Linked DNA regions of Homo sapiens: regions 1 and 3 are each linked to region 2. The links are chromatin loops, found by intact Hi-C in ENCODE. Cell type or tissue: Caco-2. All regions are shown on one strand.

Evidence for each region. Peaks named below come from ENCODE experiments on the same cell type or tissue, not always from the same donor. Only the 100,000 strongest peaks of a DNase experiment are listed, where the experiment ranks them.
Region 1: it touches region 2 in a loop (6-fold over the local background); 24 of 110 quality-filtered maps call a loop at or near these places.
Region 3: it touches region 2 in a loop (12-fold over the local background); 81 of 110 quality-filtered maps call a loop at or near these places.

What each region holds. Positions count from the first base shown.
Region 1 is chr11:57,489,263-57,497,262 of GRCh38, forward strand. SLC43A1 (solute carrier family 43 member 1) reads right to left here. Exons shown (of 15, transcript NM_003627.6): 7 at 6,769-6,902; 8 at 4,731-4,909; 9 at 2,454-2,600; 10 at 2,329-2,364; 11 at 1,962-2,100; 12 at 1-130. Among named protein-coding and RNA genes, the nearest start is that of SLC43A1, 22 kb to the right of the region's middle. RefSeq lists enhancers at 229-729, 3,973-5,172. In Caco-2, CTCF peaks have their summits at 2,585 (motif pointing right) and 4,336 (motif pointing right); DNase peaks (open chromatin) are centred at 2,606 and 4,399.
Region 2 is chr11:57,637,026-57,645,025 of GRCh38, forward strand. It overlaps MIR130AHG (MIR130A host gene), which reads left to right and starts at 1,351. Exons shown (of 2, transcript NR_186232.1): 1 at 1,351-1,647. MIR130A (microRNA 130a) reads left to right here and starts at 4,173; the gene lies at 4,173-4,261. RefSeq lists silencers at 1,275-1,464, 1,485-1,544 and enhancers at 2,391-2,970, 6,245-6,744. In Caco-2, a CTCF peak has its summit at 7,965 (motif pointing left); DNase peaks (open chromatin) are centred at 770, 2,666, 4,665, 7,956 and 1 weaker place.
Region 3 is chr11:57,342,042-57,350,041 of GRCh38, forward strand. It overlaps P2RX3 (purinergic receptor P2X 3), which reads left to right. Exons shown (of 12, transcript NM_002559.5): 2 at 4,503-4,638; 3 at 5,075-5,146; 4 at 5,374-5,437; 5 at 6,129-6,222; 6 at 6,586-6,663; 7 at 7,716-7,857. Among named protein-coding and RNA genes, the nearest start is that of P2RX3, 7.7 kb to the left of the region's middle. RefSeq lists an enhancer at 7,788-8,000. In Caco-2, CTCF peaks have their summits at 3,784 (motif pointing right), 3,994 and 7,962 (motif pointing left); DNase peaks (open chromatin) are centred at 3,770 and 7,703.

The DNA.
Region 1 (8,000 bases), 150 kb before region 2:
GTTGTTGATGAGACAGGTGATGCCAAAACCCACAAGCAGCAGGTTGGTCAGGGTGAAGGCACTGATGGCATTGGTGAGCTTTTGGATCTTGCAGTAGCGTGGTCTGATGGATTTGGTAGCAACCCCGTCCCTGAGGAGTACGGGAAGTCACTGGCTGCTGCCTCTACGTTCCCAGGACTCCCTGGTTCTTGGCCTGGCCCCTCCCCCTTCAGATGTGCCTTCGATGTCAGGGCAGCAGAAAACACAGAAATCCATGTTTCTATGGGAAACCCATAGAAACCCACGTTCTCTAGCTCCATGTTTCTCAAAGTGTTGCTCCCCTACCCAATGACACACGCATCAAAGCGGGTGCTTTCTTAACATGCAGATTCACAGGCCTCATCTCGGCCCTCAGAATCTCAGCGGGGATATCTGCAAATCTGCATTTGGACAAATATCCCCCACTAAGTGATTCTCATGCACACTTGAAGGTTTGAGAACCAAGGATGGGAAGGAAGGTGGGAAGTGGGAAGCTCTCACACCGTCTCTCATCAGAAGTCCTCAGGAAGGTGTCCCTGCCCTAGACATAAGCAGATGCCCTCCTGGGGACAGCAGCTTGGCCTGACTGTCCAGCGCTTCCTCTCTCCGGCACAATCAAGGGCACTGAGGCCAGCCCAGGAGAGAGGTCAGTAGGCTGGGGTGAGGACAGGCGGCCCATGTGTCCTGGACAGAAGGGCCCTGCTAGGGGACCCTCACCATTAGGAGCAGAGGGTAGAGGAGGAAGGCTCAGTGCCAGGGCCAGGCTCTGCTAGCAGGGAGGGAGGCCACTGGATTTCCTTCTCTCCCAGTCTCTTTCTCCCATCCTCTTAGGATAAACAGGGACTGTTTGGATGAACACAAAAAGAGCAAAAGCAGTCACAGAATCTGGGTTCAAGACTCCATGGTGAATCCCAGCTACTCGGGAGGCTGAGGCAGGAGAATCGCTTGAACCTGGGAGGCAGAGGTTGCAGTGAGCTGAGATCGTGCCACTGCACTCCAGCCTGGGCGACAGAGCAAGACTGTCTCAATAAAAAAAAAAAAAAAAACCCTCAATGGTGGTCTCCAGCCAACAAGACAGCCCTCAAGGATCCTGCCTCCTGGTATTCCCCTGCTTTGTCCAGTCTCCTTCCACAGTATATCAGGGTTGCTCTGTGCCTATAATAGAACGTAACAGAAGTGATGGTATGCTACGTCTGAGATTATGTGAGAGAAGATACGGGGTCTCTGTCGCTTAGCCCTCTTGCTCAAGGGAAAGCAGGTGCTGTGTCCTGAGCAGCCCTATGGAGAGGCCATGGGGGTAATTGAACTGACATAGATTCTCCAACCCCAGTCAGCCCTTCAGATGACTGCAGCCCTGGCTGACAGCCTGACTATGTCTTCATGAGAGACTGTGACTCAGAATCAGCCGGCTGAGTCTCTCCCTGATTTCTGACTGTCAGAAACTGTATGAGATGAGAAGTGTTTGTTGTTTTAAAATGCCAAGCCTTGGGGTGATTTGTTATACAGCAATAAATATCTAATATACCAACTCTACCTATTCTAGCCCTAACAAGACTTTAGCGTGTACCCTTATAACACAGGTTCTGGAGGCTGCCACTGAAAGCTGTGTGATCTTGGGTGAATGACCTAACTGTGCAACCCTGTACCTCGGTTTCCTCAACTGCAAAATGAAGATATTAACGCATCTACCTCAAAGAGGTGTTGTAGGACTAAACAAGGCAAGGTGCCAAGTGCACAGTCAGCACTCTGCATTAGCTATTCTTATTATTAAGCAAGCCAGGTCCCTTCCTAGCCTCAGTTTCCTCATCTGTAAAATGGGGAGGTACCCCTGATCTCCTAGGGTTCTTGGGAGAAAGCAACAAGTTGCTGGATGTAAACGCACAGAGAAAATGAAAAGCACTGCCTGACCACTTGCTGTCACCATCCCTGTACAGGCAGGTCACCTGGCATCTCCGAGGACAGTGCCCTGAGTTGGGGCGTCCACGCAGTCCTTGATCCGCCAGTCCATGATGTAGCCAATGAGGGGGCAGGTGAGAAGGCACAACAGCTGCATGGCCCCGAAGACGGAGGAGTAGAACCCAACTGGGCAGGATGGGAAGGGCAGTGGGGTCAGGAACTGGCACTCAGTGGACACTATCACCCCTTCCAGCGGAGGCCAGAGAGCACCAAAATAGCCTTCCTCTGAACCCAGACTCTTACATCCCACAAAAGGGTTACCTGGGTGGGCCCAGGCCTAGAGGAGTCCCGCCCCCTGAGAAGCGGGTTGCAGTGGGGTGGGCGTGAGCCAGGGCCCTGCTTTCATAGCCCTACCTGTCTCTGCCACCTTTTGTTGCTGTTCATTTGTCTCTGTGGGTAGGGAAACGTATGGTGAGGGGAGCTCAGCCAGGGTGACCCGCCTGTGCCCCCAACCCCCAGGGGCCTCAGCGGTGCCTCACCATGCTCCTGGCCACCAGTCACAAGGTACTCCAGCATCTTGTTCACAGCAGCCATGTAGAAGATGATCCGCAGCTGGGTCATGCCCATGGTGAGGAGGCTCCACAGGAAAGTGGGGGAGCAGAGGCTCTTGCGTAAGGGGACAGACCCTGGGGAGACAGCAGGGGGCGCCCCTGAGCCCCAGACCTTCCACTGCCCTCTGATTGTCCCAGCTCATGCAGTTCTTGGGGGGAGTGACACTAACTATGTGACTTTGGAGAGAGACTGGTTTCTTCAAAGACGGGAAAGTTCAGATTCACTTGCCTCCAGGCTCTTGCTCAGCTCAGAACATTTTTGGATGTATGTCCTATGCTTCGTGTGGTAAAAATAACTCAGTTAGGTGCCATGGCTCACGCCTGTAATCCCAACACTTTGAAAGGCAGAGGTAGGAGGATCACTTGAGCCCAGGAGTTCAAGACCTGGTGGTCAACATAGCAAGACCCTATCTCTAAAAATATATATATATATTTATTTATTTATTTATATACAGAAATTATATATATATTTATATATATAAATATACATATATATAAAAATATATATATATGAAATAAGCCAGGCATGGTGGTGCACACCTGTATTCCCAGCTACTCAGGAGGCTGAGGCAGGAGGATTGCTTGAGCCCAGGAGTTCAAGACCAGCCTGGTGGTCAACATAGCAAGACCCTATCTCTAAAAAATATATATATATATAAAATATAATATAAATATATATATAATTTATATATAAAAAATAATATAATATATAATATAATATATAATAATATAATATATATAATTTTGTGTATATATATATATATATATATATATATATATATATATAAAAAAATAAGCCAGGCATGGTTGTGCACACCTGTATTCCCAGCTACTCAGGAGGCTGAGGCAGGAGGATCACTTGAGCCCAGGAGGTCAAGGCTGCAGTGAACTATGATTGCACTACCGCACTCCAGCCCAGGCAACAGCAATACCCTGTCTCTATTTTACAAAAAAAAAAAAAAAAAAAAACCTGGCAGGGCACGGTGGCTCACACTTGTAATCCCAAAACTTTCGGAGGCTGAGGCAGGAGCATCATGAGGTCAGGAGTTCGAGACCAGCCTGGCCAACATGGTGAAACCCCGTCTCTACTAAAGATACAAAAATTAGCCGAGCATGGTGGTGCACGCCTGTAGTCCCAGCTATTTGGGAGGCTGAGGCAGGAGAATTGCTTGAACCCGGGAGGCGGAGGTTGCAGTGAGCCAAGATCATGCCACTGCACTCCAGCCTGGGCAACAGAGTAAGGCTCCATCTCGGGGCGGGGGGGAAAGAAACAAAAGAAAAAAACTCTGAAGCACTCACTATGGGCTACATACTTGACATTTATTACCCCATTTAATAAAATCTTACAACAACCCTATCCTTATCACATTTTACTGATGAGGAAACTGCAGCTCAGGAAGTTAAATGACTTGCTCAAGCTCACAGGGCTGGAAGCAGCAGGTCAGCCTAACTCCAGCTCGTGCCCTTAGCCATGTTGCCCTCTGAGAATCGGCACTGGGGGTAACCACCCTCAAACTGCACACCGTTTTGCACTTTACAAAGAGCTTCCACACCCATGGTGTCATTCAATCATCACAACTAACTTTACAGTTTGTGGGGTGCTTTTAGTGCTAGTTTAAGAGGTAAGGAAATCAAGAGCAAGGTTAGGTGATCTACACAAGTCACATAGCCTATAACTGGAGAGCAGGACTCAAACTCCTCAACTCCCGCTCCTGACTCCAAGGAGCTCCTTCCACTTATCATGGAGCTGGCGGTCCTGGGATCTTCATGTACCCTCCTGAGAAGCAGCCCAGGCAGGTGCTGCAGCTCCTCCTGTGACCAGCAGGGGGCAAAAGACAGCCAGGTGTGGAGGACCCCTGCCAGGAGGCTCACGGGCCTGGCTGCACCTGATGCAATAAGCTCAGAGGTTGCAAGGGGCCCTGAGGAAACCAGCTACCCGACAGGCCCAGAGACCTTGTCCCCATTTTGGAAGCTCCTCCCTCCCCAATCCCAGGAATCCAGCAGGGTAACCCTGAATCTGAACTTCCCAGCGTTAGCTGAGCTTTGATGTGCCCATCTGTAAATGAGGAGCATGCCCCACCTACATCATGGGGTGTTGTAAGGACTGAAGAGGGGTGCGAATAAATACTCAACCATGAGTGCTCACTGAATATGAGGACCCACCATCACTATCCCCCAAGGCCGGCACCTTGACCAGACACTCACTCTCAGGAAGGTTTTCTGAGGTGCCCCGAACATCCTGGGGTGACATGAAGGCATCCGAACCGTCCTCCAGGCTGGGGGCCTTCTGGCTGAGCCTCTGGCCCATGGTGGTCACATGGGTGTAGAAGAGGTCACCTGTCACCTTGTGGTCCAGGGCCAGCCCACTCAGCTTGATCTTCTTCCTGCAGGCAGCCAGGCCAGAGTGTAGAGGAACCAGTCACACAGAGCCCACCTTCAACGGCCTAGTGCTCGGCGGCCATCCCAGCGGTTTCCAGCACTCCTTTACCCGGCATTGACATGCTCACAAGCTCCTAATGCAGAGCTTCTGTTTCTGTTGCTCAGAGCTTGGCTCAGGGACCAGCTTAGCACAGATGCCAAGTAAATGAAGAGTGGATCAGCTGTTTTTCACTTGGGCTGTTCCCATGGAGGAGGCAGCATTAACACCTCAGACTCCAGAGTCAGACAGCCTGCGTCCAACCTAAGATTCACCCTCCTTTGAATGGCATGACCTTTGGAAAGTCACTTTGTTCCCTGTACTTTTGTTATTAATGGGGTTAATACCCAATCTACATCATACAGCTGTTTGAGGATGGTATAGGGGCTAAGTACAGTGCCTGGCATAACTGTCAGTTCTGTAATGTCACCTTATGTGCTTGGTGTGGAGTATCACCTCTTGCCTCTGCTGAACTGACAGGGGGCTGGAAAAAGTTGGCATTCAGGTGGCTCCACAAAAGATGGGGTGCTTGATTCTTTTATGTCCCTCTTTTTGGGACCACATGGCATCGAGTGCCATTGCTGAGGTGCCTCCTACTCAGATCTCCTCCAAACCCAGAAAGGATGAAAACAGTATTTGTCATTACTTTTTTTTTTTTTTTGAGACGGAGTTTTTGATCTTGTTGCCCAGGCTGGAGTGCAATGGCACGATCTCGGCTCACCGCAACCTCAGCCTCTAGGGTTCAAGTGATTCTCCTGCCTCAGCCTCCTGACTAGCTGGGATTACAGGCATGCACCACCACACCCAGCTAATTTTGTATTTTTAGTAGAGACGGTGTTTCTCCATGTTGGTCAGGCTGGTCTAGAACTCCCGACCTCAGGCGATCCACCCTCTTCGGCCTCCCAAAGTGCTGGGATTATAGGCATGACCCACTGCGCCTGGCCCATTACTTTTAATGGCAAAAACCACAATTACTTTTGCACCCACATAAATAGTTACCATGAGCTGAGCATGGTGGCTCACGCCTGCAATCCCAGCACTTTGGGAGGCTGAGCCAGGCGGATCACTTGAGGCCAGGAGTTCAAGACCAGCCTGGCCAACATGGTGAAACCCCGTCTCCACTAAAAAATACAAAAATTAGCTGGGTGTGGTGGCGCGTGCCTGTAATCCCAGCTATTCAGGAGGCAGAGGTTGCAGTTCACTGAAATCATGCCACTGCACTCCAGCCTGGGCGACAGAATGAGACTCTGTCTCAAAAATAAATAAATAAATAAATAAATATTTACCATGTTTTGACCACCTGTTATGTGCCAACTGTATTACTTAAAAACACCCATGGGAGGCTGGGCACAGTGGCTCACGCCTGTAATCGGACACTTTGGAAGGGCAAGGGGGGAGGATCCCTTAAGGCCAGGAGTTCAAAACCAGCCTAGGTAACACAGTAAGCCCTGTCTCTACAAAAAATAAAAAAATTAACTGGGCATGGTGGTGTGTGCCTGTAACCCCAGCTCCTCGGGAGGCAGAGGGAGAGGTTCGCTTGAGCCCAGCAGTTTTAGGTTGCAGTGAGCCAGGACCAAGACACTACACTCCAGCCTGAGTGACAGAGCAAGACACTGCCTCTAAACAAACAAACAAACAAAAGCGACCTGTGGGTAGGTAGGAACAGGCTCATAGTACAGATGAGAAAGCAGAGCTTGGAGGGCTCAAGCGATTTGCCAAGCAGAGGTCCAAGCCGAGGTCTCTCTGAATCCAAAGTTAATTCCGTCTATCATATCACCACAGCCCTCTCTGCCCCAGGGAGAGTCTCTGCCCACTCCAGCCACTCACGTGTAATTGACTTCCTCAGGGGCAGGAAAGGCTTCGATGGGCCAGTTGAGGGTGCAGTTCAGAAAGATAAGGCAGGCCAGGCCAGACCAGGTGAACATGATGACCACGAAGGCCACACCGGCATCGTAGATCAGCTGTGAGAGGAGGGGGCAGGCCCGTGGGGGAGACTGCCTGGCCCCAGACCCCACCAAGGTAGATCCCAGGCCTCAGAGGCCTTAAAGAAGTTCTCTTCTCCCCTTGTCCTTGTGCCCAATTTGCAGATGAGGAAACCAAGACCAGAAGTTTAGAGTCAGACTCAGAAGACCCATCATTCCTTTTTCTTTTTCACTTGAGGCCCCCTAGAGAGCTATGAAATAGTCTCCACAAAGCCTGAAGTTGCTGGCCACTGGCTCAAAATATCTCTGAAATTTCCATTATCTTAAAAAAATACATACATTTTTGCCTATGACTCCACAAACATTCATGTTCATGTTCGCACAAAAATGTCCATTTCATAGTACGTACAAAGGAAACTTAGTGCTCTAGGTTTACCGGGCCTAATCGTGTTTATCCTGCCCCTTCCTGGCACATTCCCCAGGGGAAAAGGCAAACCCAGACTGCTCATGCTCAGCCTTTTCTCACCTTTCCCAGGTCCTCCCACGTGCAACAACTGGGGGGGTTGGGGAGAGGGAGGTGCAAGTGCTCTGCCCAAGGGCTCTCAACCCCAGGGCAGGTAAGTTCTCAATTGAATGAGATTCTGTGCAAATGTGTCAGCCCTTCTTATGGAAGAAGCTGATGCACCATCTGTCCTCTTGTCCTCCCCATACCATCTGACCAGGATAATTAATGTCTGCTCTCCCCTCAGGCTCCTGCTCAAACCTTTTTCTCTGCAGTCTTGGACCTTGGTGCCTTTTCCTCCCTAGGGGCAGGACAGAGCTTCAAAGGGCCACACCCCCAAATGTGTGGAGGTAAGATCTGGCTCTTCAAACACTACTTCAGTTGAAAAGAAGGGAGAACTGCCCACCCTCCATGCCTGCCCACCAGAACAACTGATGGCCCCCCCACCCATGCGCTCTCTCAAACTCCTTTGGAGACACTGAGCAAAAGTACCTTCTTTAGTACTCTTTGTAAAGTGCAAAACGGTATGCAGTTTGGTACTGCCCACCGTGGAGGTTGAGGAGCATGGCATGGCTCAGTCAAAGGGTCCTTTGATATTTGACAGAGGAAATTGAGGCCCCCATCTTGCACTGAGC
Region 2 (8,000 bases):
GAAACATGACCTCGCCAAGCTTTTTTTTTGAGATAGAGTTTCGCTCTTTTCACCCAGACTGGAGTACAATGATTTGATCTCGGTTCACTGTAACTTCTGCCTCCTGGGTTCAAGCGATTCTCCTGCCTCAGTCTCCCAAGTAACTGGGATTACAGGCAAGCACCACCACGCCCAGATAATTTTGGTATTTTTAGTAGAGACGGGTTTTCACCATGTTGGCCAGGCTGGTCTTTAACTCCTGAACTCAGGTGATCCACCCGCCTCGGCCTCCCAGAATGCTAGGATTACAGGCATGAGCCACCGAGCCCGATCATAGCTCACTGCAACCTGGAACTCCTAGGCTTAAGCGATCCTCCCATCTCAGCCTCCCTAGTAGCTGGGACCATAGGCCACACCACGACGCCCAGCTAATTTTTTTATTTTTCGTAGAGATAGAGTCTCAGTGTGTTGCCCAGGGTGGTCTGGAACTCCTGGGCTCAAGCAATCCTCCCACCTCAGCCTCTCAAAGTGCTTGGATTATAGGCGTTAGCCACCGCGCCCAGCCTCGCCCTGCATCTTAATGGCAGATCTAGGCCTAAAACCCCGGACCTTACTCCAAGGCCTGACATATCGCCCTCGTCCTTGCTGCCGCCTTCCTCTCTGGGCTCCCCCACCTCAGAGCCCCTTGTGGGCGCACAGCACGTTGGCCCAGGCGGGGCAGGGCTGGTCTGAGGGGATGTTTTTGACGGAGCGGAGCTCCAGATGCTGCACATTCCTGATCGGGTCAGGCCTGCCCTGCGGCACTCGGGGAATTAGCTTCGGTGAAGAGCCCCAGATCTTCTTTCTAGAGCTGCCCTCTTCCTGGCCAGCCCAAGAAGCGCGGGCGTTCAGGAACGCTCTCCCACCGCCTTGGGTGAGGCTGAAAGGCTGAGTGGATCCCCTGTTGCAGAAGTACTTCTGGTCAAGGAGGGGTTGGAGACGGGCAGGAAATTGCACCCCTTGTATCTTCCAAGGTCTCCAAATCCAGCACGAGGGGCATCTGGGAACAGGGTTTCTGCCAGCCCCACCTTGGGGCCGCATTTGGCGGGAACTGGATCTGCCTTCACCTGCAGCCCTGTGCGGGGCGTGACGGAAAGAGCGGGGAGAGGGGCGTCCTGGTGCGGGGGTTGTTGAGGTGAGAAGCCAGGGGAGGGGGCTCCGGGAGCGCCCTGACCTCGCGGACTGTTGGGAGGCGGAGGGGATGGGGGTTGGGGGAGAAGAGGGGAGCCTGGCAGCCAATGGGAGGGAGGATCTCGTTTCAAAAGGGTTAACCCACAGCCAATGGGAGCCTGGGGGAGCGGATCCTGCTCACTCCATTCAAGAATCCCAAGTATTCAAGATGGACGGCAGGGAGTGTGGAAGGAGAAAGGGGGCGAGGGGGGAAGAGCGAGATCGGCAGAGGAGAGGGTCTCCGCGGCCCACCGGCCTCGCAACCTCGGTCCCGGCCGGCGGGTGGCGGGGCGGCCGCTGGGGATCCAAGCCCGGCCCGGGAGAGGGGCTGGCGGGGTGCGAGAGGGCGTGAGCGAGGGGGAGCGAGGCCAGGGAGGGGAGCCAAGAGGGAGGGAAGGGCAGAGAAAGAGCCCGGGAAGAAGGAGGTGGCAGGCAGAGGATCCTAACGAAGAGCAATGTGTAGGTATCGAGAGCTTCCCGAAGGGTAACGACACCGATTTTCGGTTTTATTCTCTCTTGGGGAAGGGAGGGGGACGGTCTGGGCTCTTTCTCTCGTCTTCCTTTTTCCCTCCTCATTCTCCACTCGTGGGCATCTTTTCTATTTTTTCCTTTGGAAACACTGTAACTGGGAAGCACCAGGCGTGTCTTTCTGAGGTGGCCTCACTGTCATTTTCCAGTGGGGGGCGTGGTGGGGTAGGGATGGGGGGCTCCGCTGGGCACGGCCGAGCTGGGCCATCTGTCTCCACCTGGGTTGTGTGCGAGGGCGTGGAGTGTTCCGAGGGGGACCGGGGGCCGAAGGGCTGGAGCAGGGCAGGGAGTTCTGCACCTCCAGAAGTTGTAGGGTGAGCCAGGGGCGGTGTGGGGGTGTGAGGCTGGTTTTCGAGCTGATAGTTGTGGGGTGTTGAGGGGTGCGGGGATGTGTGTGTGTGGGGGGCGTGCGCTCACACTCCAGTTCTTGTTGTTTGGGTGTGTAATGAGGGCTGAGTTGTGCAGCAAGTATGGCTGAGAGTTTGTGTGTGTGTGTGTGTGTGTGTGTGGTGTGTACGTGCGCCTGTGTGGTCCAGCCTCGAGGTGTGTGTGTTCGGGGGGAGCACAGTTGGGTGTTGAAGGAGAGCGCCCCTCACCCCCCACTTCCCAGCTGCCTCTCTCATCCCATTCACAGAACATGGCTTTCAGGACCCTCCTGGTCTCCTCCTCCCGTCGCCATGGCTGCGAGGAGGGGGTGGGAGGAGACAGTTGGGGCCAGCCCCCTGCCCCTGCTGCTCCAGCTAACCCCCCACCTGCCCTTTCTCTCCCTTTCACAGGCTGGGCCCCATCCCCTGCTGCTCTGGGGGCAGGGGCCGGAAGATGGTGGCCAATGAGGAGGGGGAGAGGAGAGAACTTGAGCCGGGGCCTCCCCTCCCCCATTTCCTCCTCGGTCTCTACACTCGCTTCTGGAAGGAGCTGGGGGCTGGCTCCTGGGCCCAAGGTGGGGGAGGGGTCCTGCTGGCTGGTGAGTCGCTGGGCCTGCTCCTCAGGAATGAGTTGGGTGTGTGAGAGCTGAGGGGCTCTTGGCCCTTTCTCCCTGCACTCCCTAAGGAGAGACCTGGAAACTTCTTGGGGAAGAATCTTCCCCTGGCCTCCCTGAAGCTTGCTGTGCAGCCTTATCTTTGCCCCTCTGCCCCCTGTTGGTGTGATCCAGTTCCCAGCTGGGCCTGGTTTGCCCAACCCCAGAGCAGAGAGGTCACTGACCCTCGAGGGGTCTTGGTTTCCGCCCATTAAAACTGTAGGGCAGGGCCCCATGTTTGCAGATTACGGGAACAAACTCTGCCGGGGAGAGCGGGAGGGAACGTCTCCTGCTTCCTGAGGGGGTGGGACGAGGCTAGAGGGAAGCCCAGAGGAAGAGCTCCCAACTGGAATTCTGTCCTCTATTCCTTACGGTGGCTGTGGATTAGGGAAGAAGGCATCTCCCCTTCGTTGATCGGGGCACTGGAGGAATCACCCTCCAGCCTCTGTTTCTCTGGGCTGCCCAAAGTTCACTGGGTCAGAACTGGAGCTGGGCTCCGGGGCTGTGGCCCTAGCTGGAATGTGCCACAATAGAGCCTGCCTGGGTCTGAGCCTCCAGATATCCAGGTGTCCTTCCAGGGCAGCTTTCTGGCTTTGGGTGTTAATCTTCCGGGGACTGTTTGTCCTGTATTTAAGCCCCCTTAGGGTTGGATAGGATGGGGAAGTGCTAGGATGAGCTTGAAGACTCCCCAACCAAGGGTCCCTGGATAAGACAGGAAATAACTCAGATGTGAATCCCACTGCCAGTGAAAGCCTATCCCTAACTCTCAGTAACTGTGAGCGAATCACCCTCACCATTTTAATGCTGAATCTGCAAAGTGCTTTCAGGACCTCCAAAAGGAGATGCAGGGGTGGGGCTTCACCAGCAGCTTTCACCTCCCCGCCTGGAAGCTTCTCTCTACTGCGTGGGGAGCTGTGACTACAGGCTCCCACCTCTCTGGTCCTGGAAGGTCATCTGAGAGTGTTGCCTTGAGGCCTAGAGCTCTGCTTTATCTAAATTTAAAAGGAGATGGAAACTTAGAGAAGAGTAGAGGGTTCTGTAGTCTTGGGCAGCAAGCTCCTCTCTAGAAGGTAAGCTAGCGGAAATGCAAATCCAGATGAACACAGCCTCATACGAGTGACCTCCAGACTTTGGGGATTGCTAATAGCCGTTTTCTTTGAGGACTGAGCATCAAGCCCGAAGTATCCCTGCAGCTGCTTTAGTGGGTCCTGTCCTCCCATGCCAAAACCTCCAAGAAAAAGGTGGTCTCTGTGCTGGGGGTCAGGGGGTTGGTGAAGAAGGCGGCAAAAGGAAGAGTGGTGAAAAAATAGAATGAACACTAAGAATGGAATAAAAGGGAAAAAAGCTGTATTGAAGCAAAGAAGGGGCAGAGGGAGCCCGTGAGCTGAGTGGGCCAGGGACTGGGAGAAGGAGTGAGGAGGCAGGGCCGGCATGCCTCTGCTGCTGGCCAGAGCTCTTTTCACATTGTGCTACTGTCTGCACCTGTCACTAGCAGTGCAATGTTAAAAGGGCATTGGCCGTGTAGTGCTACCCAGCGCTGGCTGCCTCCTCAGCATTGCAATTCCTCTCCCATCTGGGCACCAGTCAGCTACCCTGGTGGGAATCTGGGTAGCCTCACTTGTTAGTTATACTAATAGCTCTCATTTATGGAACTACTTCTGTATGCAGTGCTTGTGATAGACACTGCCTCCGTTACTGTGAAACCTAATAACTTCTGGGAGGTAACAGCCCCATTTTATGGATGAAAAACTGAGGGTCAGAAAGGTTTAAACAGTTTGGCTAAGATTGTGTAGCTCTTAGGTTGCAAAGCCTAGATACAACCCTGTGTTAAGTCTTGACAGCTCACTCATCTTTTTGTAGACCCATCTGGAGAGATCTGAATAGGTTCTTCAAACTGGGAGATTTCCTGAGCTGAGGGGTGGAAGGTTTTGATGCCATCTGCTGGTTGTATGAGGATATCTTCCAAAGCCTCAAACCTTTAAGGACCAGAAGTGGTGGCAACTCCTTAGGCTAAGAAGGATAAGCATTCCCAGACTCAGCCCGGAATGGAGAGTGAGTGGAAAAAGATTAGGAGAATCACTATTAGGTACAGAGTAGGCCTCCTTGAGAAAAAAAGGAATGCACCAGAAAGGAAAGGGGGTTAACTCGAGAGGATTGCTCCCCAAAGAAAAGGACCTGTGTGCTGCTGGCATCCCATACCTACAGCTCCTTCCCTGGCTCATGAGGCATGGAAAGACCTCACTCCTTCCCTGAATCCACTTACCTTTCTCAGCACCACTCCCTCTTGGTCACGGGGTGTTTGATGGTAATGCTGCTTGAGGGCACACCTGTCTGGGCATCCAAGATTTGGACAGCGTTGCCCATGACTTAATCTTAAAGATTAATAGGATCCCTTGAATCAACCCACAGAATGATTCTCCCAGGACCAATTACAAGGAAATTGAGGCCGGGTGCGGTGGCTCACGCCTGTAATCCCAACACTTTGGGAGGCCGAGGCGGGCGGATCACCTGAGGTCAGGGGTTCAAGACCAGCCTGGCCAACATGGTGAAACCTCGTCTCTACTAAAAATACAAAAATTAGCCAGGCGTGGTAATGCACGCCTGTAGTCTCAGCTACTTGGGTGGCTGAGGCAGGAGACTCTTGAATGAATCTTGGAGGCAGAAGTTGAAGTGAGCCGAGATTGCGCCACTGCACTCCAGCCTGGGCAACAGAGCGAGACTCCATCTCAAAAAAAAAAAAAAAGAAAGAAAAATTTGAGAGCAATGACTCAGCCATTTACTTCTCTGTCTCCCACAGTGCCTAGTAGGCTTAATTAAAACTTGTTAAAATAAATTGAATGAGAGGAATATTTGGGGAGCTTCTTTAAGAAGGCAGCTAGTATTCCTGGTCTTTTGGCTAAGATCAAGTGAAGAAGGCAGCTAGTTTGTGCCTGGTTTTCAACAGCAGAGTTTGGGACTTGAGAAATCTTCCCTAAACTTTGGTGCAAGAAATGGGTCCAAGAGGAATAGGGTTTTGAGGTCCTCTGCTGGACCCTGAGAGGGATCTTGGCATCATGAGGCATGTAGAAACTGAAAGATGGGTCAGACTCCCCTGAGGCCTTAGTTGAGGGATGTTGGACATCTCTCCATGGCTTGCCTTTTTCCCTTGCCCTTTTACTTCTGTGCCTTCCAGTTCTAGTCCTCCTTTCTCCTGCCCAGACAGCCTCTCCATTCTGATCACAACAACAGTATTTGAGATAGTACAGTTAGCTTTATTTCCCTTTTTTTTTTTTTTTTAAGACAGAATCTCACTGTCGCCCAGGCTGGAGTGCAGTGGCGCGATCTCGGCCCACTGCAACCTCTGCCTACCAGGTTCAAGTGATTCTCCTGCCTCAACCTCCTGAGTAGCTGGGATTACAGGCGTGCACCACCATGCCTGGCTAATTTTTGTTGTCCAAGCTGGTCTGAAACTCTTGGCCTCAAGTGATCGCCCACCTCAGCCTCCCAAAGTGCTGGGATTACGGGTGTGAGCCACCGCACCCTACCATATGTTCCTTACTTTCTCCAGTCTATTAAAACTTCTATTTGAGCCTCTTGTCTGGGCACAAATAGCCATTTGATACTGCCACTCCACTCTAAAAAACAATAATTTTCCCATATTTCCCTAATACCATTGGGATTAAATCTAGATTCCCTAAATAGTTTATGGCTCCTGCTTCTCTTTCCTTTCATGTCCTCTCACCCACTTTTTAAGGAGACAAAGTTTTGCTCCAGCCCAGGCTGGAGTGCAGTGGCGTGATCATGGCTCACTGCAACCTCAGCCTCCTGGGCTCAAGTGATCCTCCTGCTCAGCCTCCTGAGTAGTCGAGACTACAGGTGCAGGTATGGCTTTTTTTTTTTTGAGACAAGATCTTGCTATATTGCCCAGGCTAACCTCAAAGTTTGGCCTCAAGCAAGCCTCCAGCCTTGGCTTCCTAAAGTGCTGGAATTAAGGCGTGAGCCACTGCTTTCAGCCCACAAGCAACTTTTATTTCCTTCAATTAACTAAACTTAAGTTACTTGACACATACTCTGTCTGAAATACTTCCATCACTTTTGCCTTTGCCTACCTAACTTCTTATCTTTCAAATGCCATCGTAGTCATCGCTTTTGTGAAGCCTTCCTTGACTCCTTACATCTAAGCTGAGTTCCTTTCCTATGAGCTCCCAAGCTTCCTCCACGTCCCTGCTTAGATCCCTTATTATCATCTTCTACTGGGATTTCCTGGTTATTGCATCTCCTACTGGACAGAAAGCTCCAGGAAGTCAGGTCACAGCTGCCTTATCTTCACCATGTGCTTAACATCTAGTGCTTAACACAATGCCTGGCAAGTAATAGATGCTTTATAAATATTTGGAATATTAATGAATGAATCTGGAAAGAATATTATAGCTTACCAAAAAATGATCTTTATGATGTATATGGTCTCCCCTGTAACTGTTGGGCACCCAACAACAGTAGGGATTTCATACCACTGCCAATAAAATGTCCCTTGGGTCATATGGTGGCATTGATGTTGCGATTTTGAGCTTTTTTTTTTTTTTTTTTTTTTTTTTTTTGAGACGGAGTCTTGCCCTGTCGCCAGGCTGGAGTGCAGCAGCACGATCTTGGCTCACTGCAACCTCTGCCTCCTGGGTTCAAGTGATTCTCCTGCCTCAGCCTCCCAAGTAGCTGGGATTACAGGCACGTGCCATCATGCCTGGCTAATTTTTGAATTTTTAGTAGAGACGGGGTTTTGCCATGTTGGTCAGGCTGGTCTCAAACTCCTGACATCAGGTGATCCACCAGCCTCGGCCTCTCAAAGTGCTGGAACTGCAGGCGTGAGCCATCGCGCCCGGCCTAATTTTTGAGCTATTTTGTTTCACTTCCCATCAACTGCCAGAGCAGCACTTTGGCTGACTGATTTTCCTTTTAGCCTTAAGTGTGCCCATGAACTGACCAGAGCATTACAGAACCAGGCTGAAAAGCCACGGGACTCAAGAAAATCCTTATTCTGAGATGAGCCTCTTTCAGAGCCCGATCCTGGATCTAGGCAAAATGGACTTACTGTCAGGGGTGCCAGCAGACACAAGCGGTTTTGGATGCTCTCGCCGAGTAGCTAACAAAACCCACCCCTCTTACTAAGGCAAAACTTCACCTGAACGCTTATTCCCCGGTAAAAGCTCAAGCAGTAGTCTTGCCATAGACAGGGCAACTGCTGCCCCCTAGTGGTATAAAGGGACAGGCCCGGGTGGGTGGGGGTGTGTGT
Region 3 (8,000 bases), 290 kb before region 2:
TCCTCTCAGCCCAGGGTATCACTGTGAGGCACCTTGTCAGCACAATTAAGTGACAGATATGGTGGAAAGAGCTGTTATGGTGGGAAGAACTGTTGGGCTGCCCCATCTTTTTTTTTTTTTTTTTTTTTTTTTTTTTGAGACGGAGCCTTGCTCTGTCCCTCAGGCCGGAGTGCAGTGGTGCAATCTCGACTCACTGCAACCTCCGCCTCCTGGGTTGAAGCGACTCTCCTGCCTCAGCCTCCCCGGTAGCTGGGATTACAGGCCTGTGCCACGACGCCCGGCTAATTTTTGTATTTTTAGTAGAGATGGGGTTTCACCATGTTGGCCAGGCTGGTCTCGAACTCCTGACCTCAAGTGATCCACCTGCCTCGGCCTCCCAAAGTGCAGGGATTACAACATGAGTCACCATGCCTGGCTGGATGCCCCATCTGGACCAGTCATCCTGGTCCAGAGAGAGGAGTGACTCTCATTCCTGCCTGCCCTCTCCCCCAATATGGAACGTAGAGCACTTGGTTAGAAGCCTGGCTCTGACACCAACTAGGAGAGGGCCTCCTAAGAGTGACTTTACATCTCTAAGTCTCAGTCCCCATATCTGGAAAATGGATTTAGGAATACCTCCTCCCTGGGAGTTATAGGGAGGGGAGGTAACATATGTCAAGTGCCTTGCGGAGATGGTGACTCAGTAATAGATGGCAACTGCGACTACTTCACAAAGACCCCCCCATCACCCCTCCCCCTTTCCCTCTGCCCAGCTCACACCTTCCTAAGAGACCCCTCTCCTCCTCCCACACACACAGCGTGCACTCTTCACACCCACTCCCCAGCCTCCTCCTTGGCTCCCTGGGGGCGGATGGGAGGGTGCTGGGGCGCGGCTCTGGCCTCTCTCCTGCACATCCCACCTGCCAAGGAGCTGCCACACGCCTTCCGCTCTATAAATAATAAACCATGAATGCGAGAAGAAAATAGTCAGAGCAGCAGAGTAAATGCCAAGAATCGAAGGCTCAGGCCTGCCCTAGCTCCTGAGCCCTGGCCTCCAGAGACAGCCTCAGCCCCTCCGTTCTGGAAATGAAGCATCCCCTTCTTTCTAGCTGCCTTGATGACATCCCGAGGCCCTGTGAGGCCATTGAAATTCTTCCACTTGTTATTTAAGTCAGAGAGAGAATTCTAATGTGGCCTCTCCACCCCACTGGGCACAAGAAGGAGCCTTGAAGGAGGAGGAGGAGGAGGTAGGAGATTGGTTGATTGTTCCTTGGAGTCCTCGGCCCTTTCCTCCTGAGACTTTCCTAAGCCAGGAGATGCTTTCACTGGTGATGGAGCAGGAGCTGGTAGGAAAAGCACAGGGTCCGGTTCAGGGGGCCAGCATGGCCTGGCTTTGAGCTGGGACACAGCTAGAGACCTTCGAGTGAAGAGGCTGTGAGTGGTCTGGAGCACGTTGTCTGGTTAGAGCTGACATACCAGCTTTGCAATCCTGGGCAAGTTAGCACCCTCTCTGTGCCTCAGTTTCCTCATTCATGACATGAAGGTAATAACGAAGCTGTCTCAGTAAGAATGTAGTGAAAGATTCGGCTTAGCAAGTGCCGCATTGGTTATATAATACTAGTCTGAACTCTGCATCTCCAAATGTTCCTGGACTTTAAGGACGCAGGGCAGGGGCCTCAGAAAACCATTTCCTTAGGTCGACACTGAGAAATATGTCTATTCTGTGGCTAGGCACATTGAAGCTCGGTTCCAGAAGGGTGTGTTTAGACCACAGTTTGCACTCTGCGAATGTACAGCCAACAGCCATCTTAGCTGGAAGCAGAGAGCCTAGGCCCCAGACCTCACTCCCTTCACTCTGCAGGGCCCCAGGCTGTGAGCTAATAATGCTCATTTGGGTTTCCTGTGACAGGGAGGCTCCCTTCTCTTCTTCAAGGACGTAATTTGGCAGATGGGATTTCTACGTGAGGCATACTTCCTTGTGAAATCTGAATGAAACCCCTCCCCTTCCAAAAAAAGAAGAAAAGAAAAGTGCTGGGAGATAAAGCAGCACCACAAAGCCCCATAGAAGGCGGTATGCATGAGAGCATTTTACAAGCACGCAAGTCACTCTAAGTGGTGCGTTAATCAGGATGCCGCCTGCCTGCTCTAAAGGAGCAATAGGAAAGCAGGTAACGGGTTTGAAGCCATATGCTGGTGCTTTGACTACACCCTTTCTCTCCTGCTCAAGAAATCATTCAGAATTCAAGCCAGTAATACTACTGAAAAAATGATAAATATGTGAGGTAGTAAATATGATCATTAGCATGACATAATCATTCCACAAGGTATAGGCATATCAAAACACCCACATTGTGCCCCATGAATACGTACAATTATTACTTATCAATAATAAATAGGGCTGGGCATGGTGGATCCCGCCTGTAATCCCAGCACTTTGGGAGGCCAAGGCAGGCAGATCACTTGAGGCCAGGAGTTTGAGACCAGCCTGGCCAACATGGGAAAACCCCGTCTCTACTAAAAACAAAAAAGTTAGCCAGGCGTGGTTGTGCATGCCTGTAGTCCCAGCTACTCAGGAGGCTGAGGCACGAGAATCACTTGAGCCCGGGAGGCAGAGGTTGCAGTGAGCCGAGATGGCGCCAGTGCCTGGGTAACAGAGTGACACTCTGTCTCAAATAATAATAATAAATAGTATTTATTTATCAAAAATTTAAACTTAAATTAGAATAAAAAGAAAAAAAGATTCCAGTGAGCAAAGGAAGACCCATGATGGGGATAACACCAAACCCTCTCACTGAAAACCGAACGAAGAGCCACTTGCAAATATCCGCTGGGGTTTGCAGTAAATAGGATTGTGGTGTCCAAACTATAAGTGGCTGGGACCCCCGGTACGTTCTGGGAGCTGCTGCTGTTTGCATGTTCCAACAGTAGGTGACCCCAGAGATCATTCAGTCCAGCCTCCACCTGAGGAAGGGGCCTCCTCTCAGCACACCTGCCAGGTGAGCAACATGCTGTCCTGGAGTCTTCCCAGACGTGTGGCACGCGTGTGGTGACTTTCCGCAGCAGGCGGTTCTGGGATTGAAGTCCTCGCCCACCTCCTTATAGAATCCTCAGGTCAGCCCAGCTCCTGGCTCTGCAGCTTCCCAGCCTCTAACTCCTACGGCTTTGTCTTCTCTGGGCTACACAGTCTCAAATTCCTTCCACTCACCTTCATCTGGTGTGGTTTTCCAACCTCGTGCCACCCTGGTTAGAAGCAGAAAATGCCCTCACCCAGCATTTCCAAAAGTGTGCTCCTCTGTTCCATGAGACGTCACCAGTATTTCTCCAAGACTGGCTTCTGTGGTCAAATAAGATTGGGAGACAGTGAGGTTAACAAAATGTAACAGATGTATTTGTTTGTTTACATCGTATGTTTCTCGGGGAGGGAGGAGGGTTGCATGGCATTTTCTAAACGTATTTGATGAGGTTTTCTCATCTGTCGAATGGGAATGGTGGCAGCATCTACCTCCCAGTGTGCCATCAGGAATAAAGGCAATCTTGCCAAAGGCTGGAAGTGTGGGATTAAGTGAGGCTGAGCGGGGACTTCAGCCTTGAGGGCTGTGATTGGCGATTTCAAATGGAAAGGCAGGCACTTTATAGGAAAGCAGAGGCACGAGTTGCCAGCAGGTATTTGCAGGCCCTTTTGCTCGAGGCCAGGAAAGTCTGAGAAGGAAGATAGGGATGGAAAAAGGGAAGGCCTCATCCACGTGGTCCCATTATGGCTTAAAGCTGTAGGAAGGCGCCAGTACAGGTAAATGACCACTGGGTGGCAGCACAATCCAGGGAATAAGATCAGACTCTTCCCTCCCTCCTCCCCCAGCCCCCCCACCTTCAACCGAGCTCCTTTACCTGCCAGGTAAAAGCTCAGCCGCTGTCCCCCGCTTCCTCCTCTGTTCTCATCTGACACCTGGGCAGATAGATTCTGCCAAGCACCGAGCTCCCAAGGACCTTTATTGATTTGTTTACTGAGCTACTTTGTGTTGGACACTTAGGGTACAGCCGTGGGCCAAGGCTGGAATGCATGGGAGCAGAGGCCTGGGATCCTCTGTCCTTCTGTCTCCTGGGTGCCTGCCAGAGAAGTGGCCCCCATCAGCAGCATGGAATGACTTTGAGCCATGCATTCTCAATGGGGCCATATGGCCCCCAAGGAGGTGAAAATTGGTTCTCACTCTTTTTATGCATAAAGCACAAATTTGCATACAGTACATAAACAGATATCTGTGATATCAAAGTTTCATGGAGGGGGGGACCACTAGGGGAGAAAATGTCTAGAAAGGCACCTGAGGGGCAGTAATGGGACAAAAGGTGGAGAAACGCTATTCTAAGTCAACCAAGGGCTCACTCTAGGTCTCACGCCTCTGGAAGGAACCATCCGCACACCCTGCCAGGCATGGCCAAGTGTTGGCAGGAAGGTGACCTCTCCCAGCTTCTGTCTGCTGGGTCTATGGACTCCTCTCTTTCTCTTCATTTATGCTCTCCTGCCCCAGGTGGGTTTTCTTGCACGAGAAGGCTTACCAGGTACGGGACACAGCCATTGAGTCCTCGGTGGTAACCAAGGTGAAGGGCTCCGGACTCTACGCCAACAGAGTCATGGATGTGTCTGATTACGTGACGCCACCTCAGGTATGGTACCCCTACCCAGAGAGGCATGTGGATGTCCAGACACTGGGCAGGTTGGAAGGGAGAAAGCGAGCAAAGAGTGCCAATGGGATTCCCAAACTAGAATCCATGATGTCACTGATCCAGAGGACCTCTCCCCCAGCAGCTGAGAGCTGTGTGAGAGCTTGGGCCTGCGGTGCTGGGCATCAGGAAAGCTGGGTTCCTCTCCAGGCTCTGCCACAACTTGTAATGCAATCAAGGACAACACACATGGGAGAAGGGGGCCATGTGGGTGGCTGCAAAGAGCCAGCTCTGCCCCTCACCAGCCCTGTGACCTTGGCCAAGTCACTAGACACAAGCCTTGCTTTCCTCATCTGTAGAGTGGGGATAATCAGTTATAGTCCCTGTCTCACTGATTGGGACTGTTGGATGTTTTTCTCTCCCTTCTTCTCCTCCCAAGGGCACCTCGGTCTTTGTCATCATCACCAAGATGATTGTTACTGAAAATCAGATGCAAGGATTCTGCCCAGAGGTGAGGGGAGGACAGAGGTTGGGTGAAGCAGGTCAAGGCTGAAAATGTTGGTGGGAGTGGGAGCAGTGGCAGGGAGGTATGAGCAGAGGCCCCAAGTCTGACCTTGCAACTGGGACCTGGGACCTCCACCCTCCTGAGGCTGTTGGTTATGGGGAGGTCGAGGGAGTCGCGGAGCTCACCAGGCCAGGACAGTGTCCTTCACCAACCTGTGACCCGTCTGCCCACAGAGTGAGGAGAAATACCGCTGTGTATCAGACAGCCAGTGCGGGCCTGAGCGCTTGCCAGGTGGGGGTGAGTCCAGCCCCTTACCCACCCCACAATCCCAAGTGTTAGTGGGACCCATGGGGGAGAGCCCGTCGTTGGAGAGGGAGTGGGAACCAGCCTGTTCCATGTCATTCTGCTGGCATTTACAGTTGCTCCCTGGGTGCCACACCCAGTGGGTGCTACAAAGGTGGCATGGCCCCTGCCCCCAGAGGAGTTCCCAGTCTAGGATGGTGGTGACAGACAGGGGTGCTTGAAGTGGCCTGTGCTGTCCAGGAGGTACAAAAGACTGTTGAGCCTGGGGGAGGGGGAGAGATTGCTTCTGGGTGAGCAGTACCCAAAGGCTTCCTTGAGGTGGTGACATTTGGGATGGTCCCTGAAGATGAATAGGATTTGGCAGGACAGAGGGGGCTTCAAAAAGTTCATTCCAGACAGAAGGAACAGCTGCAGCACAGACTCAGAGGCAAGGAAGGAAGCACAAGAAGAAGAGGTGTCCTCAGGGTTGCTGGGGCTCGGAGCACATGAAAGGAAGGCTGTCACCTCCCTTTGGCTGGGTCTGGGGCTCAGGAGAAGCAGCAGGAGAGAAGTCAGCTCCCTTTTCCCTGCCTGCTCTTTTCCCCCACTTGCCAGGGTCCCTGATGGGGGGAAGGGAAGAGGGAGGAAGGAAAGGGAGAGGAGCAAAGGGCAGGCAGCCACCCAGCAGCTGTGGCTCTCACTTTAGGGATCCTCACTGGCCGCTGCGTGAACTACAGCTCTGTGCTCCGGACCTGTGAGATCCAGGGCTGGTGCCCCACGGAGGTGGACACAGTGGAAACGTAAGGCTCCAAGCCAGACAGGAGGAGACAGGCCCCCACCTCAGCTCCCCTTTGCCCATGTGGGAGCCGTGCGTCTCTGAGCTTGAGGAGGGTCTGTGGCTTTCTCCAGTGTTGTCCCTTCCTGGTGTGGGGGGTGGCCTCAGGCCCAGGGTATCATCTTCCCCAGCCCACCCACCTGCCTCCTCCTCCTGCTGTGACACTCAGGCACAGACAGCCCCTTCCTATAGCCCACTCTCAAAGTGCCCTTTATCTATAAGAGGTCTCCCTTTGGAGGCATCCACCAGGAAAGGTCGCCCTCAGGTGAAAGCCTTCATTTCCCCCTCTTCTTCCTGGAAAGCTAAGGCCTCCTGTGCTCACCCACAGGCCCATCATGATGGAAGCTGAGAACTTCACTATTTTCATCAAGAACAGCATCCGTTTCCCCCTCTTCAACTTTGAGAAGTGAGTCCCCACTCCTTCCCTAAAGCCAAGATGCAGGCACCCCCGGCCCTGCCAACCTGTTTTCAGGGAAGTGGAGATGCCCCCTCGCCACAGTTCTTCCCACTTTCGCTCCACTGACCCATCTCCCTGGGCCTACCATTCCCAATCTCCCAGCGGGCCTTGGCCACTGAGGATCAGGTGAACTTTGGGGTCAGTTTCTCTGCCAGCCTCCCCACCTTGGGGCTCAGACCCAAACGGGAGTTTTGCTTGGGGTAGGAGAGGGACAACTTAGGCCTAGTCGTGGGTCAAGGATGCCTTCAACGGTTGAAACCCTTTCGGTCTCGTCCCATTCTTTTTCCCCACATCTAGCCCATGTGTGGAAATCCCTTTTCTCTTAGTCAGTTCAGCCCCCCTTCATTGACTTACTCATTCCACAGCTACTCAGTGGGCATTGGCCATGTGCAGAGGGCAATGCCAGTCACTACAGAAGTGCACTAGGCCAGGCGCAGTGACAAATGCCTGTAATCCCTGCACTTTGGGAGGCCGAGAAGGGTGGATCACGAGGTCAGGAGTTTGCGACCAGCCTGGCCAACATGGTGAAACCCTGTCTGTACCAAAAAAAAAAAAAAAAAATTAGCCAGGCGCCGTGGCACACCCCTGTAATCCCAGCTACTTGGGAGACTGAGGCAGGAGAATCGCTTGAACCTGGGAGGCAGAGGTTGCAGTGAGCCGAGATCATGCCACCGCGCTCCAGCCTGGGCAACAGACCGAGACTCCGTCTCAAAAAAAAAAAAATGCACAGAGTAACCAAGAATGATTCCTGCCCTCTCGAACTCCCAGCCTGGCAGCTGGAGATTAGTCACCGACATACATCACCCTGATACACAGGGAAGGCGGTGATGGGGCACCAGAAAGATGCAGGGAAAGGAAAGAGGGGAGGGAGATGGCGAGGTCCAGATGAAGGCTGAGGGCTCAGATCCCCCCTAGGCCTGGGCTCCGGAAGGCGGGGAGAGATTGCACAAGACGATCTTCCCATGAACCCTGGGCTGACCTCTCTCTCTGCTCCTCCCCAGGGGAAACCTCCTTCCCAACCTGACAGCCAGGGACATGAAGACCTGCCGCTTCCACCCGGACAAGGACCCTTTCTGCCCCATCTTGCGGGTAGGGGACGTGGTCAAGTTTGCGGGGCAGGATTTTGCCAAACTGGCGCGCACGGTGAGGACCTAGCCATTCTTCCGCGACCCCAAACTCCCCACCTTCAGCCCTTTCCCAGATTTCAGGGCCCTTTGGCCGGCACTGGCCAGGAGCCGCCGCGAGACAGCGCCACCTGGTGGAAGCATCCCAGGCCGCCACTGGCT